2 separate regions of the Homo sapiens genome follow, and region 2 is linked to region 1. Evidence: read pairs that join two places in POLR2A ChIA-PET (ENCODE). Cell type or tissue: OCI-LY7. All regions are shown on one strand. Links, peaks and the distances in the headings refer to the core of each region. The heading gives the core; the rest is flanking DNA.

The links. Peaks named below come from ENCODE experiments on the same cell type or tissue, not always from the same donor. Only the 100,000 strongest peaks of a DNase experiment are listed, where the experiment ranks them.
Region 2: POLR2A ChIA-PET joins it to region 1 with 5 read pairs; 1 of 35 experiments calls an interaction of 5 or more read pairs at or near these places.

What each region holds. Positions count from the first base shown.
Region 1 is chr19:3,209,391-3,218,562 of GRCh38, reverse strand. It overlaps NCLN (nicalin), which reads right to left. Exons shown (of 15, transcript NM_020170.4): 15 at 8,988-9,172. Among named protein-coding and RNA genes, the nearest start is that of CELF5, 11 kb to the left of the region's middle. In OCI-LY7, for the core only: no CTCF peak of the experiment used is centred there; DNase peaks (open chromatin) are centred at 4,702 and 5,082; H3K4me3 peaks cover 303 bases; H3K27ac peaks cover 1,848 bases.
Region 2 is chr19:2,884,070-2,893,241 of GRCh38, reverse strand. No RefSeq gene overlaps it. Among named protein-coding and RNA genes, the nearest start is that of ZNF57, 12 kb to the left of the region's middle. RefSeq lists a silencer at 5,480-5,657. In OCI-LY7, for the core only: CTCF peaks have their summits at 5,502 and 5,717 (motif pointing left); DNase peaks (open chromatin) are centred at 4,431 and 5,661; H3K4me3 peaks cover 2,001 bases; H3K27ac peaks cover 2,150 bases.

The sequences.
Region 1 (9,172 bases), core at 2,239-7,238:
CAGCTCAGGGTGACACTGACTATTTATCTGCCACGTACCAGGCACGGTGTCCTCCGTGCACACAGCAGGACCTGTCATCCCCATTTCTCAGAGGGGCAAGTCGAGGCACCCAGAACTTCACAGGATGCAGCTCATGTTTTCCACCTTCATGGATTTTGCCAGAGCTGTGGGCTCCAGGGGCTATTTATCTATTTCTTTTTGAGACGGAGTCCCGCTGTGTCACTCAGGCTGGAGTGCAGCAGTGCGATCTCGGCTCACTGCAACCTCCGCCTCCTGGATTCAAGCGATTCTCCCGCTTCAGCCTCCTCAGTAGTTGGGACAACAGGCGTGCGTCACCATGACTGGCTAATTTTTGTATTTTTAGTAGAGACGAGGTTTCACCACATTGGCCAGGCTGATCTCAAACTCCTGACCTCAGATAATCACCCACTTCAGCCTCCCAAAGTAATGGGATAACAGGCGTAAGCCACCACGCCTGGCTTATTTTTTTTTTTTTTTTTAAACAGTGATAAAATACACATAACAAAATAATACACTTAACCATTTTGTATTTTATTCTTTTGAGACAAGGTCTCGCTTTGTTGCCCAGGCTGGAGTGCAGTGGTTCAATCATAGCTCACTGAAATCTCAACTTCCCGGGCTCAAGTGATCCTCCCACCTCAGCCTCCCGAGTAGCTGGGACACAGGCTCGAGCCACAATGCCAGCGAATTCTTTTATTTTTTGTAGAGATGGGGTCTTGCTATGTTGCTTAGGCTGGTTTTGAACTCCTGAACTCAAGCAGTCTGCCTGCCTCAGCCTCCCAAAGTGCCGGGATTACAAGGATAAGCCACTGCACCCGGTTTCTTTTTTTTTTTTCTTTTTTTTTTTTGAGACAGTCTCGCTCTGTCACCCAGGTTGGAGTGCAGTGGCGTGATCTCAGCTCACCGCAACCTCCACCTCCCAGGTTCAAGCAATTCTTGCCTCAGCCTCCCAAGTAGCTGGGATTACAGGTGCCCGCCACCATGCCTGGCTAATTTTTGTGTTCTTAGTAGAGACGGGGTTTCGCCATGTCGGCCAGGCTGGTCTCGAACTCCTGACCTCAGGTGATCCACCCGTCTTGGCCTCCCGAAGTGCTGGGATTACAGGCGTGAGTCACTGTGCCCAGCGTGACCTACTTCTAAGTGCACAGTTCAGCAGCGTTAAAAACACATTCACGTGGCTGTGCAACCATCACCTCCACCCTCTCCAGAACTTTATCTTCCCAAACTGAAACTCTTTGAGTCTATGAAACACTCACTCCCCATCTCCCTCCCCAGCCCCTGGCATCCCCATCCTACTTTCTGTCTCTGTGAATTTGATGACTCCAGGGACTTCCTAGGAGTGGAATCACACGGCATTTGTCCCTCTGTGTCTGGCTTCTCTCACTGAGCCTGAGGTCCTCAAGATGCCTCCGCACTGTAGCCTGCGTCAGGATTCCCTTCCTTTTCATGGCTGAGTAATATTCCACTGTGTGGATGGACCACAGTGTGTTGATCCATTTTTCTGTCCACCACCCCTTGGGTTGTTTCCACCTTTGGGGTTATTGTGAATTGTGCTGCTGTGAACATGGGTGTACAAATATCTCTGTGTCCCTGTTCACGGTGACACTGTTCACGGTGTCTGCCATACACCCAGCAGGAACTCTCATCCCCATTTCTCTGAGGGGGCAAGTCAAGGCACCTGGAATTTTGCAGGATGCAGCTCATGCCTTCCGTTTTGCTGGGAATATACCCAGGAGTGGGAATGCTGGCTCTTATGGCAATTCTATTTTTAAATTTCTTTTTTTTTTTTTTGAGATAGAGACTTGCTCTGTCACCCAGGCTGGAGTATAGTGTCACGATCTTGGCTCACTGCAACCTCCACCTCCTGGGTTCAAGTGATTTTCCTGCCTCAGCCTCTCGAGTAACTGGAATTATAGGTGCATACTACCACACCTGGCTTTTTTTTTTTTTTTTTTTTTTTTTAGAGAGACGGAGTCTCACTCTGTCACCCAGCCTGGAGTGCAGTTGCAGCGATCTTGGCTCACTGCAAGCTCTGCTTCCCGAGTTCACGCCATTCTCCTGCCTCAGCCTCCCGAGTAGCTGGGACTACAGGCACCTGCCACCACGCTGGGCTAATTTTTTGTATTTTTAGTAGAGACGGGGTTTCACTGTGTTAGCCAGGATGGTCTCGATCTCCTGACCTCGTGATCCGCTCGCCTCAGCCTCTCAAAGCGCTGGGATTACAGGTGTGAGCCACCGCGCCCGGCCACGCCTGGCTAATTTTTGTATTTTTAGCAGAGATGGGGTTTCACCATGTTGGTCAGGCTGGTCTTGAACTCCTGACCTCAAGTGATTCACCTGCCTCGGCCTCCCAAAGTGCTGGGAAAACACGCTTTTTTTTTTTTAATGGTAGCCATCCTAATGGGTGTGAGGGGCACCAGTACTATTTGATGTTTTCCTTGATATCAATCAGCTCTTTTAAAAATGCTTAATTTGCGGCCGGGCGCGGTGGCTCACGCCTGTAATCCCAGCACTTTGGGAGGCCGAGGCGGGCGGATCACGAGGTCAGGAGATGGAGACCATCCTGGCTAACACGGTGAAACCCCATCTCTACTAAAAGTACAAAAAATTAGCCAGGCGTGGTGGCGGGCACCTGTAGTCCCAGCTACTCGGGAGGCTGAGGCAGCAGAGTGGCGTGAACCCGGGAGGCGGAGCTTGCAGTGAGCCGAGATCGTGCCACTGCACTCCAACCTGGGCGACAGAGCCAGACTCCGTCTCAGAAAAAAAAAAAAAAAGCTTCATTTGACCAGGTGGCTGGCGTGGTGGCTCACGCCTGTAATCCCACTACTTTGGGAGACCAAGGCAGGAGAATCGCTGGAGCCCACGAGTTCCAGACCAGCCTGCGCAACAAAGAGAAACCCTATCTCTACAAAATTACAAAAATACAAAAATAAGCCGGGCGCGGTGGCACATACCAGCAGTCCCAGCTACTTGGGAGGCCGAGGTGGGAGGGTCGCTTGAGCCTGGGAGGTCTAGGTTGCAGTGAGCCATGATTGCGCCACTATACACCGGCCTGGGTGACAGAAAACACCTTACTATCTCTTAAAGGAAAATTTACACCACTGGCTGAAAAAAAAAAAAAATTAGCCAAGCATGGTGGCGGGCACCTGCAAATTCCAGCTACTCGGGAGGTTGAGGCAGGAGAATCACTTGAACCCAGGAGGCGGTGGCTGCAGTGAGCCAAGATCACGCCACTGCATTCCAGCCTGCGTGACAGGGCGAGACTCTGTCTCAAAAGAAAAAGAAAGAATTAAATGTCTAGCGTGGAATCAGGGAGGCTGGGCGGTCTCCAGGCTCTTCCAGTGTCTTCTCCCCAGCCCAGGAGGCAGGCCGGCTCCCTGGCTACTCGCTCCCGCTGGGGCTCATCCTCACCTGCTCTGTGGCCTCAGGTAAGTGCCGTCCATCTCTGGACACTGGTTATCCCGGTGACCTAAACCTGGGCCCTTTTCGCCCACTCCACTCAGTATGTGGCTAATGGCGTGGCCCTCAGATTCGTCCAATCCACGTCTGAACCCCTTGTGCTCGGCCTCCATGTTACCATCTGTAACATGAGCATCTGAAAAGCAATTACCCAAGTCTGGGCGCGGTGGCTCACACAGGTAATCCCGGCACTTTGGGAGGCCGAAGCAGGTGGATCACCTGAGGTCAGGAGTTTGAGACCAGCCTGGCCAACATGGCGAAACCCCATCTCTACTAAAAATAACAAAAATTGGCCAGGTTCAGTGGCTCACGCCTGTAATCCCAGCACGTTGGGAGGCTGAGGCAGGTGGATCACGGGGTCAGGAGTTCAAGACCAGCCTGACCAACACGGTGAAACCCTGTCTCTACTACAAATACAAAAATTAGCTGGGTGTGGTGGCACGCACCTGTAATCCCAGCTACTCAGGAGGCTGAGGCCGGAGAAACACTTGAACCCAGGAGGCAGAGGTTGCAGTGAGCCGAGATTGTGCCACTGCATGCCAGCCTGGGTGACACAGCAAGACTCCATCTCAATAAATAAACAAATAAATAAAAATAAAAAAATTAGCCAGGCATGGTGGCGGGTGCCTGTAATCCCAGCTACTCGGGAGGCTGAGGCAGGAAAATCACTTGAACCTGGGAGGTGGAGGTTGCAGTGAGCTGAGATCGTGCCACTGCACTCCAGCCTGGGCAGCAAAAGCGAAACTCCGTCTCAAAAAAAAAAGCAAAAAAAAAAAAAAAAAGCATCTACCCAGGGGCCCAGGCGCGGTGGCTCACACCTGTATTCCCACAGCTTTGAGAGGCTGAGGCGGGAGCATCACTTGAGGCCAGGAGACAGAGGCCAGCCTGTGCAAATAGCAAGACTCCATCTCTACAAAAAATATAAAAAATGAGAAAGATGCATAGAGTGGACAGCACCTCTGGAGAGAAACTGTGCTGGTTTCAAGGGACATTAGCTGATGTTTTATCAACTTAAAAGGCCTCCAGGAAGAGATCATGGCCCCTGGACCTGGCCTCTGGGAGGTAGTACAATACCCTTGCTGGGGGGACGTCTTTGTCTTCCTCGTTCACTGCTGCCCAGGGTTGACCGGGGCTAAGGTGAGGCCTGAGGGCACCGAGGGAGCCCCGGAAAGAGGCCTCACATGTGCCCAACACGGGCAGCTCGATGTCATTTCCTTTCTTTTTTTTTTTTTGAGACAGAGTCATGCTCTGTCGCCCAGGCTGGGGTGCAACGGCACGATCTAAGCTCACTGCAACCTCCGCCTCCTGGGTTCACAGGATTCTCCTGCCTCAGCCTCCCGAGTAGCTGGGACTACAGGTGCGTGCTACCACGCCCGGCTAATTTTTGTATTTTTAGTAGAGACGGGGCTTCACCATGTTGGCCAGGTTGGTCTCCATCTCTTGACCTTGTGATCCGCCTGCCTTGGCTTCCCAAAGTGCTGGGATTACAGGTGTGAGCCCCAGCGCCCGGCCTCGTTTCATTTTCATAACTGTCCTCTGGCTGCCGGTGACCTTTCCAGATTCAGTGAAGGTCAGACACCATTTCTGCTCTCCTTACCCTCCCCTTCCCCCAGGAGGCCCTGCATGGCCTGAAACCTCCCTGCTTCCTCCCTCTCCCTCCTCCCTCTCCCCTTCCTTTCTCCCCCTCCTCCCTCTCTCTCCTGCCTCACTCTCTCCCCCAGCTCACTCTGCTCCAGCCACATGGGCCTCCTCACTGTTCCTCCAACACACCAGGCGCGATCCTGCCCCAGGGCCTTTGCACCGGCTGTGCTCACTGCCTTAACCACTGTCCCCACATTTCCACATGATGTAATAATCCTTGTCATTCCAATTTCACTCAAAAGCCCCCTCCAGGCCGGGCGCAGTGGCTCACGCCCATAAACCCAACACTTTGGGAGGCTGCGACGGGGAATCACCGGAGGTCAGGAGTTTGAGGCAAGCCTGGCCAACATGGTGAAACCCTGTCTCTACTAAAAATAAAAAAATTTAGCCAGGTGCCTGTAGTCCCAGTTACTCAGGAGGCTGAGGCATGAGAATTGCTTGAACCCAGGAGAAGGAAGTTGCAGTGAGCCGAGAACACATCACTGCACTCCAGCCCGGGTGACAGAGTCAAACTCAAACAGGCCGGGCGTGGTGTCACACCTGTAGTCCCGGCACTTCGGGAGGCCGAGGCGGGCAGATCTCCTGAGGTTAGGAGTTCAAGGTCAGCCTGGCCAATATGCCAAAACCTGATTTCTACTAAAAATACAAAATTTGGTGGCATACCTCTCTAGTCCCAGCTACTCAGGGAGGCTGCAGCAGGAGAATCGCTTGGACCCAGGAGACGAAGGTTGCCGTGAGTCAAGATAGGGCCTCTACACTCCAGCCTGGGTGACAGAGCAAGACTGTCTCAAAAAAACAAACAAGCAAACAAAACAAAACCTCAAAGTCCCTCCTCAGGGAGCCTCCAGTGTGGACTCAATTGTAAAACAGCACCCAGCCATTGATCACCATCTGAAGGCAGCCCACCTACTTGACCACTTATTATCCAACTCCCACAGTGGACTGCGAGCCCCATGGCGTCCAGGCCAGCGTCTCTTGCACACGCCTGTATCCCTGAGCCTGGCACAGGACCTGGCAGAGCAGAGTTCAAGTGTTCGCTGAATCGATAGTTGAATGAAACTAATCCGGCCGGGCACAGTGGTTCATGCCTGTATTCCTAGTGCGTTCAGAGGCTGAAGTGAGAGGATTGCTTGAGGCCAGGAGTTCAAGACCAGCCTGGGCAACATGGCAAGATCCAATCTCTACAAAAATATTTACAAAATGTAGCCGGGCATGGTGGCATTTGCCTGCAGTCCCAGCTACTTGGGAGGCTGTGGCAGGAGGATCACTTGAGCCCAGGTCAAGGCTGCAGTGAGCTATGATTGCACCACTGCACTCCAGCCTGGGTGACAGAGCAAGACCCTATTTTATGTTTTTTGAGTCAAAGTCTCGCTCTGTCGCCCAGGCTGCAGTGCAGTGGCATGATCTTGGCTCACTGCAACCTCCGCTTCCCAGGTTCAATGGATTCTTCTGCCTCGGCCTCCCGAGTAGCTGGGACTACAGATGTGTACCACCACCCCCGGCTAATTTTTATATTTTTAGCAGAGACGGGTTTTCATCATGTTGGCCAGGCTGGTCTCAAACTCTGACCTCAAGTGATCCTCCTGCCTCTGACTCCCAGAGTGCTGGGATTACAGACGTGAAGCCACCATGCCGGGTGTGAGACCCTGTCTCTAAAAAAAAAAAAAAAAAGGAAAAATTACCTGTGTATGTTAGCAGGGAAGATGATGGGCTGGCTTTTCCTCTAAAATGGGGTTTGCCTGGGTCCACGATGGGGCCAAAGCCACCTTCTGCCTGCACAGAGGTGGGCAGCCACTGTCCACTCTTGGCCCTGCTAAGCTCCTGGAGAATCACGCAGGACCCCAAGAAGGTCAAACCCCTGGACCCTAGAGCCCCCTGAACTGGTAAAATTTGGTCCAGGGAGGCACAGCCCCCATGCCCCAGGGCCACACAGCACGTGGGGGCCGAACCTGGCCTCTGCTCGCCGCCCAGGGAAGCCCAAGCACTGCCCCCACCATTCCATCCCCAGTGGCCAGCGGCCCCATGCTCCGGGGTCAGGTAAGCACTGCCCCCGCCATTCCATCCCCAGTGGCCAGCGGCCCCATGCTCCGGAGTCAGGTGAGCCTCTTTCTTTTCCTGCAACCCTGCCCTGCCTGCCTTTCGCTCTGGGTCCATCCCCTCCCTCCTCTCCCTCCTGAACAAGCTTCTCCTGCCACATGTTTTGGGGAGGCAGAGACCCCGTGCTGGGTTTGAGGCTCTGTTGCCGATTCCTAGGGGACCCTGGTGGGGGGGTGGGTTCCCTGCCTGTTTCTGAAGTTCCCTGGTCTGAGAAGAGGCAGCTTTGACTGCAGGGATGTGGGTCTTGCTCAGGAAGCCCCCAGCAGTCCAGGTCTTGGTCCAGGCCACACACTGGTTCTGGAAGCATCTCTGTAGCCCCTCCTCTGCACTCCAGGAACACAGCGGTGGAGGGGGAACAGGATGAGCCCATCCTTCTCTGCCTCCACTTGTGCCAGCCCAGTCACCTCTACCCGGTCCTAGGCTAAACCCTCGCCACTCCCGTCTGTCCTCCCTGCGGTAGCCGTCAGAGGGCGCCTGGGAGCACCTGAGTCAGGGCCTGTCGCTCTTCTACCCACAGCCCTCCATGGCTCCCAGCTGCCCTGGGGTCAAAGCCCAAGTCCTCCCCGTGGCCCACCAGGCCCTGCACAACCTGCCCTGTCCCTTCCCCACCCTCACTCCCTCTGCTCGAGCCACACAGGCCTTCCTGCTGTTCCTCCAACACGCCCGGTGCCGTCCTGCACCAGGGCCTTTGCACAGGTGGGCTGTGCCTCTGCTTGCAATCTTCTCCTCCAGGTTTCACCCCGGCTGCCTCATCATTCAGGTCGCAGCTCAGACACCCTCCCTTCCAGCCAGTCTGCAGGACACTGCCTCCCTCAGGGCAGCTTCCTCAGCTGCCCTGGCCTCCCCACGCCCCCACCTCTCCCTGCTTCTTCTCACCGGCACATCTCTGCCTCTCCTCCTTCCCCGAGAGCACGGATCTCAGGCCAGGGACACATGGCAGCTCCACCAGCATTTACTGAGCCCGACAGCTGGGCAGGCCAGGAAGGGGGCCTGGGCACCGGGCAGAACCTGGGAGGGTCCCCGGGGCTTCTGACCAGGAGGGACCAACCCTAGTTCTGCACCTGCTGTGTAGGTTCTCAGTAAACCAAAGCTAGCCGAGTATGGTGCCCTGCTGGGACCTCTCTGAACCTGGGGCTGGGGTTGGAAGCCGACTTCACACAGCCCACTGCCCGCCATCCAGGGTTGCAGAGTCCTCCCAGATTCATGTCCAAAACAACCTCAGCCTTTAGCCTCAACTGGAAATGGGATCTTGGCAGAGGTCATTAGTTAGGGGGAACATCTTCCTGGAGCAAGATGGGCCCTGATCCAATGTGACGGAGGTCCTTGGAAGACAGGGACAAGGTGGGGGCTGGAATGACGCGGCCACAAGCCGAGGATGCTGGGAGCCCTAGAAGCTGGGAGGAGAGGCAGGAAGGACCCGCCCTGGGGGCCCTGCCAACACCCTGACTTTGGACTTGGGGCTTCGGAGACACTAAGGGTGGATTTCTGGTGTTCTGAGCCCCATAGTTGGTGGTGCTTTGTGATGGTGGCCCAGGAAACAGGTCCATCCATCACCTACAAGACCCTGTACACAGGCCCTCCTCTCCTGCACGGCCCAGCAGCCTTGGGCACAGGCCTGGCCCACGATAGGCTGGAGCCTCACTCCAGCAGAGGGCAAGTCAGTGACGTACTCTCCACACAGCCCTGCCCCTACTGTCACCCCCTGGAGGAACATGAACCCCCAACAGTTGTCACAATCCAATTCTCACAGCCCCCAGACCAAACACTGGTGGCGATCATTCAATATGGCTTTATTTTCTCATCGGCCGGCTGCATCCCACACCAGCCTGAGCCCCAGACGGTCAGTCAGTGCATCCATCATGACGACCTGTCCAGGAAGGAAGGAAGGAAGCTCCCTCCAAAATGCTGGCCCCGTGGCACCCAGACAGGAGCCTGCTGGCTAGCATGCAAGCAC
Region 2 (9,172 bases), core at 1,580-6,579, 320 kb after region 1:
CTCAGGCCACCTGGAGAACTTCCCTGCACTCTTGTTTTTGCTTTGCTCATTCTCACCCCGTGGCCCCATCTGATGTCGGGGTGGTGTAAAATCATTGCTGTTCAACAGAATCATGTGGCGTGGGACGAATGCCAGGCCAGGTCCCAGTTCTCAAGGGCTGATTTTTCCTTCCATGTAAAGAGTTGAATATTGCTTACCATATATCTGGTATGGTTTTGTTTCCTATAATTCAATGAACATATATAAATTCACTTAATCTTCCAAAACTATAATGTAGATACATTTATTGTCTCCTTTTGTGGGTAACAGACTTACAGATTACAAAGCTAGCAAGTTATAAGGTAGGATCAGGATTCAGAACAAGTCTTCGTAGGCTGGGTATAGTAGCTCACGCCTGTAATCCCAGCACTTTGGGAGGCTGAGGTGGGCGGATCACTTGAGCTCAGCAGCTCAAGTCCAGCCTGGGTAACATGGAGAAACCCCATCTCTATAAAAAATACAAAAATTAGCCATGTGCAGTGGCATGTGCCTGTAGTTCCAGCTACTTGGGAGGCTGAGGCAGGAAAGTCACTTGAGCCCGGGAGTGAGCCGAGTTTGTGCTACTGCACTCCAGCCTGGGCAACAGAGAAAGACTCTGTCTCAAAAAAAAAAAAAAAAGAAAAGAAAAAAGAAAAAGAAAAAGAAAAGAAAAGAAAAGAAAAATTCCTTCTAGCCCAAAGACCATGATTTTAACCTGATCCTACTTTTTGAGCCTCTCTTATATACCAGGCATTGTAAGCTCAAAACAAAAAATTAGGCTGAAAAGTAATCAAGACACAGCAGGCTCTCAATATAGAATAAGTCCTCGCAGTTCGAGGGCGTGTATTTTTCTGGGAAAAGAGATTTTTTTTAAAAAGTAAAGATTTTAATGTAACAAGTAGAGACTTGATATAAAAAATACGGGTCTTGGGGACCAGGCGCGGTGGCTCACGCCTGTAATCCCAGCACTTTGGGGGACTGAGGTGGGCGGTTCATGAGGTCAAGAGATCGAGATCAGCCTGGCCAACATGGTGAAACCCCGTCTCTACTAAAAATACAAAAATTAGCCGGGCCTGGTGGCAGGCACCTGTAATCCCAGCTACTGGGGAGGCTGAGGCAGGAGAATCACTTGAACCCGGGAAGTGGAGGTTGCCGTCAGCCGAGATCCTGCCACTGCACTCCAGCCTGGCGACAGACCAAGATTTCGTCCGAAAAAAAAAAAAAAATGGGTCTTGGAAGAAAATAATCCACAAGGGAGATAATCGGGAAAACAGAGGGACGTATTTTGCATTTTTTCTATGGATGGTGGGGCATTGGAGAATGAGGATGTATTTATTAATTTATATTTCCATCACTCAGTATGTGTTAAGTAAACACTATCACAGGGACTGCTCAGGGTGTTTGTAAATAGTGTGGAGTGATACCCAGTCCTGCATTCATGGAGTTAACAGAGTAATAATTTCCTACAAAATAAAACTCTCATGGTCCATCTTTATTTATTGATTGATTTTTTGAGATGAAGTCTTGCTCTGTTGCCCAGACTGGAGTACAATGGCGCAATCGTGGCTCACTGCAACCTCCGCCTCCCAGGTTCAAGTGATTCTCCTGGCTCAGCCTCTTGAGTAGCTGGGATTACAGGTGCCCGCCACCACACCCGGCTAATTTTTTGTATTTTTAATAGAGATGGGGTTTCACCGTGTTAGCTAGGATGGTCTCGATCTCCTGACCTCGTGATCTGCCTGCCACGGCCTCCCAAAGTGCTGGGATTACAGGCGTGAGCCACCATGCCTGGCCGGTCCATCTTTATTTTTGCAATGCTCAAAAGCTTTAGGTAATATGATATGTACCTATGAAGTGAAAAGGTCACCAGAGTCTCACCAGTTATTCGGGCCATCAAGTGTGGCTGTTTATAGAGTCCTTTTGAATGAATTGTAAATTGTATTAAAGAGGTGGCCTTCTCAATTTGCTGCTAGTGTAGTCTGAGAGAATCTGTAGCCTAGGAAGCCACAGAGTTGCCCCTGGTTTGTAAAAGGATGTGGTCATCTGCACGGTTTTAATCCAGCATGTGCCCTTTCCTACAAGCAGAATGATAGCTGTGCAAGTTCTTGGTGATCCGGTAGATGCAAGAAGAGCTGTGGATGGTAAGGGAGAGTCTAGGAATAATGAAGGTGAGCTGCAGACACTGTGTCATTTTGAACAGCGTCCCAATTTAGTATCAAAGGATATTTGGCATTCTCAAAAATACTTTGATACTAAATTGGGACGGTGTTCAAAATCCCAAATTTTGGAAAATTTTAATGCCCTTTTATAGGAGATGGTAGTTTTTGTTTTGTTTTGTTTTTGAGACTGAGTCTCACCCTGTCACCCAGGCTGGAGTGCAGTGGCACAATCTCGGCTCACTGCAACCTCCGGAAAGGCCAGATTTTTTTCTAATGAGGCATAATGCCCAAACAGGAGCACATGCTGCTCTTCACACTCATTATTTCCATATGCTCAATTTTCCGATACATGTCACAGCAAAGCAGAAATACAACACCTTTTTGCTGAATTAAACAGCAAGTCGGCCAGGTATGGTGGCTCACGCCTGTCATCCCAGCACTTTGGGAGGCGGAGACAGGTGGATCACATGAGGTCAGGAGTTCAAGACCAGCCTGGTCAACACGGTGAAACCCGTCTCTACTAAAAATGCAAAAATTAACTGGGCGTGGTTGCGAATGCCTGTAATCCCAGCTACTCAGGAGGCTGAAGCAGGAGAATCGCTTGAACCCGCGAGGCGGAGGTTGCAGAGAGGTTGCACCATTGCACTCCAGCCTGGGCGACAGAGCGAGGCTCCATCTCAAAAAATAAATACATATAAATAAATAATAAAAATAAACTCACCTGAACCTTTTTAGATAAGCAAAACCAATTTTTTTCCACTTCCTTGGCAACCGAACAGAGAATGGCGTGAGAAAGAAGAAATCGCGAGCCGTCATTGCTTTCTTGGAACCCAACCTGAAATTAAGAAAGGCCACCAGGGCCATGCCTCTCTCACCTCAGACACAGATTCAGAGAGAAGCGAGAAGGCACCTCTGTCCCCAAGTTCCTGGGGCCTGAGCTCTGCACACACCGTAGGTCTGAAACGTGAACTTCCCTTTGAGGGTCATCCTGGGCGGAATTCCAGTCCTTAGGTATCTGCACGTATTCCCAGGCTTGAGGCCATTTCAACCCTAAATCAGGAATTCCAAGTCTGGTTTTGTGTCTTCTGACTACGAATCTTGCCTAGAGATGCAAAGGTGTGACCGGGTGTGCTGGCTCGCGCCTGTAATCCCAGCACTTTGGCAGGCCGCGGTGGGTGGATCACCTGAGGTCAGGAGTTCGAGACCAGCCTGGCCAACATGGTGAAACCCCGTCTCTACTAAAAATACAAAAATTAGCTGGGCGTGGTGGTGCGCGTCTGTAGTCCCAGCTGCTCGGGAGGCTGAGGCAGGAGAATGGCTTGAACCTGAGAGGTGGAAGTTGCAGGGAGCCAAGATGAGGCCACGGCACTCCAGCCTGGGTGACAGAGCGAAACTCTGTCTCAAAAGAAAAAAAAAAAAAGAGGCCAGGCGCGGTGGCTCATGCCTGTAACCCCAGCACTTTGGGAGGCCGAGGCAGGCAGATCACAAGGTCAGGAGATGGAGACCATCCTGGTTAACACGATGAAACCCCGTCTCTACTAAAAATACAAAAAATTAGCGGGGCGTGGTGGCGGGCGCCTGTGGTCCCAGCTACTCGGGAGGCTGAGGCAGGAGAATGGCGTGAACCCAGGAGGCGGAGCTTGCAGTGAGCCGAGATTGCGCCACCGCACTCCAGCCTGGGTGACAGAGCGAGACTCCGTCTCAAAAAAAAAAAAAAAAAAAAAGAGAGATGCGCAGGTGTCTCATCTTAAGCGTATTCCCCTGGAGGCCTGCCATGTGGCAGTGAGGTGACCGGAAGTAGAAAACGAGGACAATCAGACCTCGAACTCACACCCCTCAGCTACAGGAACCGGCGCTGCCACCTCGTCATTTCAGCATCAATCCTGCAGGCGTCACGCTACGTCACATCCGGGAGAGGCCGCGCTGCCGACAGGTGCAACATGCGGCGGCGACGCCCCACTCTAGTCCCGAACGCTAGCCTGAGGCTCGGGACCGCACATGCGCATTCCCCACGGAGGCCACCGCCCCCTGGCTTCCTGGTAGTCCGTGGACACCAGGCGGTGTCTGTGGTCCCCTCCTTCTCGGGCACCTTGCTCGTCCACTGCTTGGGGCACCACTCGGGGAACCCGAGCGCTTTGGAAATGTGGTTCAAAAAAGGACAGCCCTTAAACGCTAGGGTCCCGCCCCTCAGATTGCTCCCAGCATGCAACGCGGCCCCTCCTCCAAAGCCGCTGTGCCCTGGAGGCAGCTGGGAGCTCCAACCGAGCATGGTGCACAGGTGCAAGCGGGTTGTGCTTCCTGTTTGGGGAGTTGTGTCGTTGGTTTTCCGGAAAGCTCGGAAGGAAGGGGCTCCACCACAATAAGGATTTGTGTATCTAAACATACCGAGCCATGCAAAAGGCACAGTTTTCCAAAGACGTTGTAGCAACTTAGCATTTTTTTAATTTTTATTTATTTTTTCTTTTTAGAGATGGGGGGGGTGGTCTCACTGTGTTGCCCAGGCTGGTCTTGAACTCCTGGGCGCAAGCGATCCTCCCGCCTCAGCCTCCCAAAATGCTGGGACTACAGGCGTGAGCCACTGTGCCAGCCACAACTTAGCATTTCTGTTGCACATATTCAGCAATAGCATTTTCCTGGATGTTTTGGGCTTTCAGTCAGTATGGTAGGGAGTAGTAGTATGTCATTTTCGCTCTAATTTGCATTTCCCTTAAGAAAAAACTGAATTATCATTTAAATATTAGCCACTTGGACAAGCTTCCTTTGTGAATGATTAATCAAATCTGTAATTTTACTTCTCTATTGTGCTGCCTGCCTTCTTAGTAATTTATAGGAGCGTTTAGACTCTGTATGCAAGCCCTTTGCCAGATCTGTGTATCGCACGTTTCTTCTTCCATTCTATAAACTCTCTTTTCACTCTGCTATGGTGCCTTTTGTTTTGTAGCTTCTAATATCTGTTCATTCTATTTTATGGTGTTTTTGTGTTTTCAGAAATGTTTGCTTATTCCAATTCATGATCTCTTATGTTTTCACATTTATCTTCGGTGATAAATCTGGAAACAATTTTCATTTATGGCATGATGTAGAGGTATAGATACATTTTATGTTTGTGTAAAGTTCCTGGCTAAGGGGCAGAGGCAAGGACATGACCAAGCAGACACATATTGGCTGGAAATGCTCTCAGAGAAAGCGGGAGAAGCTCAGCTCAGATCCACGTGGAGATGTACTGAAGAGTTCCGGTAGATGGCGGGTGGTACCAAAGCAGAAAAAATGGTTGTAACCATCAATAAGGCCACGCAGCACTAAATGCCAGCCTACACTGACAGCCACTTGGCAAGACACAAGGTCCAACAGTAGAGGACTTTACAAAGGTTCCTGGGCCCCACGTGTGTGTAGAATGGGTGGGCTGCTTCAGCCATAGCCTTGGTCTGAGCAGCTTCCTAAATACTACAGCCATTGGCTTCGCTTGCTTGAGCTGGTTTAACCCTCTTTTATTAATTCTGACCGATGCTCTCTGCTACCATCTAGTGATAACTAATGAAAACGCAGACTACTTAAAACCTTAAAACAACTGATGTCAGGCTATTTACAAGACTGCAGAGGACAATGACTTGTGCATTTTAGAGCTCAAGCCAGAATAACCTTGCTCTTTTGTGATGGGTTTGACTTTCTTTCATATTGGATTAAATCTAGACTTACTGATGGTGCAGTAAAAATTGACACTTGTGTGCACAAAAAGAGAAAAATGACACCGTCCTGTTTTATGTGTGAACATTGTTACTTGCCGTAAAGTTCCCCATGGTTCCCGAGATAAAAAGACATCGTGAAAGGCCCTATAAAAACGAATGCGAAAAAACCACCCCAATTTGTGCCCGTGTGGAACTGGAGAATGGCAAAGATGAGCTGCCTCTGCCCAGTCCTGGATAAATATCAGGTTCCTCAGCAAAATAAATGTGGTTGTTGTGATCTAAATTTTAGGGGGGCGGGGGCAGGCGCGGTGGCTCACACCTGTAATCCCAGCACTTTGGGAGACCGAGAAGGGCGGATCACCTGAGGTCAGGAGTTTGAGACCAGCCTGACCAACCTGGAGAAACCGCGTCTCTCCTAAAAATACAAAATTAGCCAGGCGTGGTGGCACATATCTCTAATCCCAGCTACTCGGGAGGCTGAGGCGGGAGAATCGCTTGAACCCGGGAGGCAGAGGTTGCGGTGAGCCGAGATCGCACCATTGCACTCCAGCCTGGACAATAAGAGCAAACCTCCGTCTCAAAAAATAAAAAATAAATAAATAATTTTGGGGGCGGCATTATGCAGCCATAGAAAGTCAGAACACTGGCATTATGTGACATGTCCTTCCATCCACACCAGGTGACCCTACTAATGTATGAAGTCTTTGAATTTGGCTCTAATTTTGAGATAGTTGTATTTTTAATCACTTTAAGGAATTATTTTCCTAAACAAGTATTTTTACGCTTGATCTTACCCAAAAGGCCGAGAAGCGATCTAAACAAGTATTTCTAAACAGAAATAGAAATTTACTTATGTACAAATACACCCTTACCTCCCTGAGGATATTTCTCATCTCCTTGGTGAATTATATGAACGTATTTGGATTTTCCAATATGGAAACATTTAAGTTCCTGGAATAAGTCCCACTCCTTTATAAATATATGAACAGTTGGGCACCCTATTGTCCCATTAGGATTCATGATTCTTCATTCAAATGTGAGATTACTTTATTCATATATATATATATATATATATATTTTTTTTTTTTTTTTGAGATGGAGTCTTGCTCTGTCGCCCAGGCTGGAGTGCAGTGGCGCGATCTCGGCTCACTGCAAGCTCCGCCTCCCGGGTTCAAGCGATTCTCCTGCATTAGCCTCCCGAGTACATGGGACTACAGGCATGCGTCACCACGCCCGGCTAATTTTTGTACTTTTAGCAGAGACAGGAATTCGCCATGTTGGCCAGGCTGGCCTCTAAGTCCTGACCTCAAGTGATCCGCCCGCCTTGTCCTCCCAAAGTGGTGGGATTACAGGCGTGAGCCACTGTGCCCGGCCTGGACGCTTCTGAAGCTCTAACTTCACGTCTCTTGGCCACAGGCAGGTGTTTTCCACGACCAAGTTGCTAACTGGAAGCGTAAGCGACAGCGTGAGGGGCGGGACTAGAAGGAAAGCTCCTCAGCACTTCCGGTTCTGGTTCTGAACTTAGCGTGTGTTCCAGATCTCCAAAGATATGCAGGTTCAACTTGCAGGCCCAGGCGGGCGAATCACCTGAGGTCAGGAGTTCGAGACCAGCCTGACCAACATGGAGAAACCCAGTCTCTACTAAAAATACAGAATTAGCCGGGCAGGGTCGTGCATGCCTGTAATCCCAGCTACCCGGGAGGCTGAGGCAGGAGAATCGCTTGAATCCGGGAGGCGGAGGTTGCAGTGAGCTGAGATCGCGCCATTTCACTCCAGCCTGGGCAACAAGAGCAAAACTCCGTCTCAAAACAAAAACAAAACTGGGTTTGACCCTGATATGTCAGGGAGCTAGAACTGAGCTGCAAATGGCCTCAGGATAGAACCTTGGAAGACGTGATTCAAATGCCCAAGGATAAGACACTCCTTCCCTCCACCCAAGGATCCCCTTTGGAACTCTGTAGAATTCCTTTTAGGTTCCAAACCACAGCATTCTCAGAGTTCTGACCCCAGGAACTTGGTGTGAACTTAGAGGGGCATTGCTGGTGCCCTGTGGCTTCCCTCAGGTTAAGTGGCTGCGGTGAGGGCAGCTATGACCCTGGCAAGTGCTTCCTAACTTTATAATGGGTTCCAAAAAAGTCTTGATGGGTCACGAGTCTTTGAGAAGTGGAAACTACTATTGTTGCAAACTAAACATCAAAGATTGGATGAGTTTTAATTTTTTCTTAGTTCATCAATGAGACTTTGCTTATTTTGTTTTCCGTTATTTAAAATTAGTAAACTTTACAATTTAAATGGAGCTGGGTTTTCACAAATGCATACTTGTACCACCATAATCAAGATACAAAACACTCTGTCACCCCTAAAAGCCTCCTTCTGCCCTTTTGGAGACAAACTGTCCTGTGACCCTTAATGCCTCATCTGGTTCTAAATTCCTATACTCTTGCTCTATCCAGAATGTCATATAAATGGATGCTTTTGAATACTCTGGTTAAAAACTAACGCTGGCCGGGCACGGTGGCTCACGCCTGTAATCCCAACATTTTCGGAGGCCGAGGTGGGTGGATCACCTGAGGTCAGGAGTTCGAGACCAGCCTGGCCTACATGGTGAAACCCTGTCTGTACTAAAAATACAAAATTAGCTGGGTGTGGTGGCATGCGCCTGTAACCCCAGCTACTTGGGAGGCTGAGGCAGGAGAATCACTTGAACCTGGGAGTTGGAGGTTGCAGTGAGCTGAGATCACGCCATTGCACCCCAGCCTGGGCAACAAGAGCAAAACTCCATCTCAAAACAAACAAACAACAACAACAACAAAACACCTAATGCCATACTTGGCAAACTGTGTAATTTTATTTTTTATCCAGAAGAAGATGACTTGTCTTGAAATATAAAAATTCGAACAGTGCCCAATACAGGTGGTAAGACACATCAGGCTTTCACTATGGAGACATTCCATTACTATTTTGGGATATGTAAGGTTAACCATGAGTCTGCTGCTTGTGATTAACTTGTCATTTTGAGGCAGGAGAATAGGGAATTAGGATAACCAGTTAAGGCATAAGCAAAGGAACAGCAGGTGCAGCCACTTCTAGGCAAGATTAGGCAGAAACAGGCCACATCCTCACTGCTGTGATAACAAGATAGAAGTCTCCACTTCAGACTCTGATTTGACAGGGCCAAGTCTCCACCTCAGCCTCTGATTGGCCATGGCCAAGTCTTCACTTCAGCCTCTGATTGGTTGCAGGCGAATCCTTCATAGGGGGTAACCAATTGGAGTTCTCTAAAGGGCACCTAGGGGTGTTACAAAATTC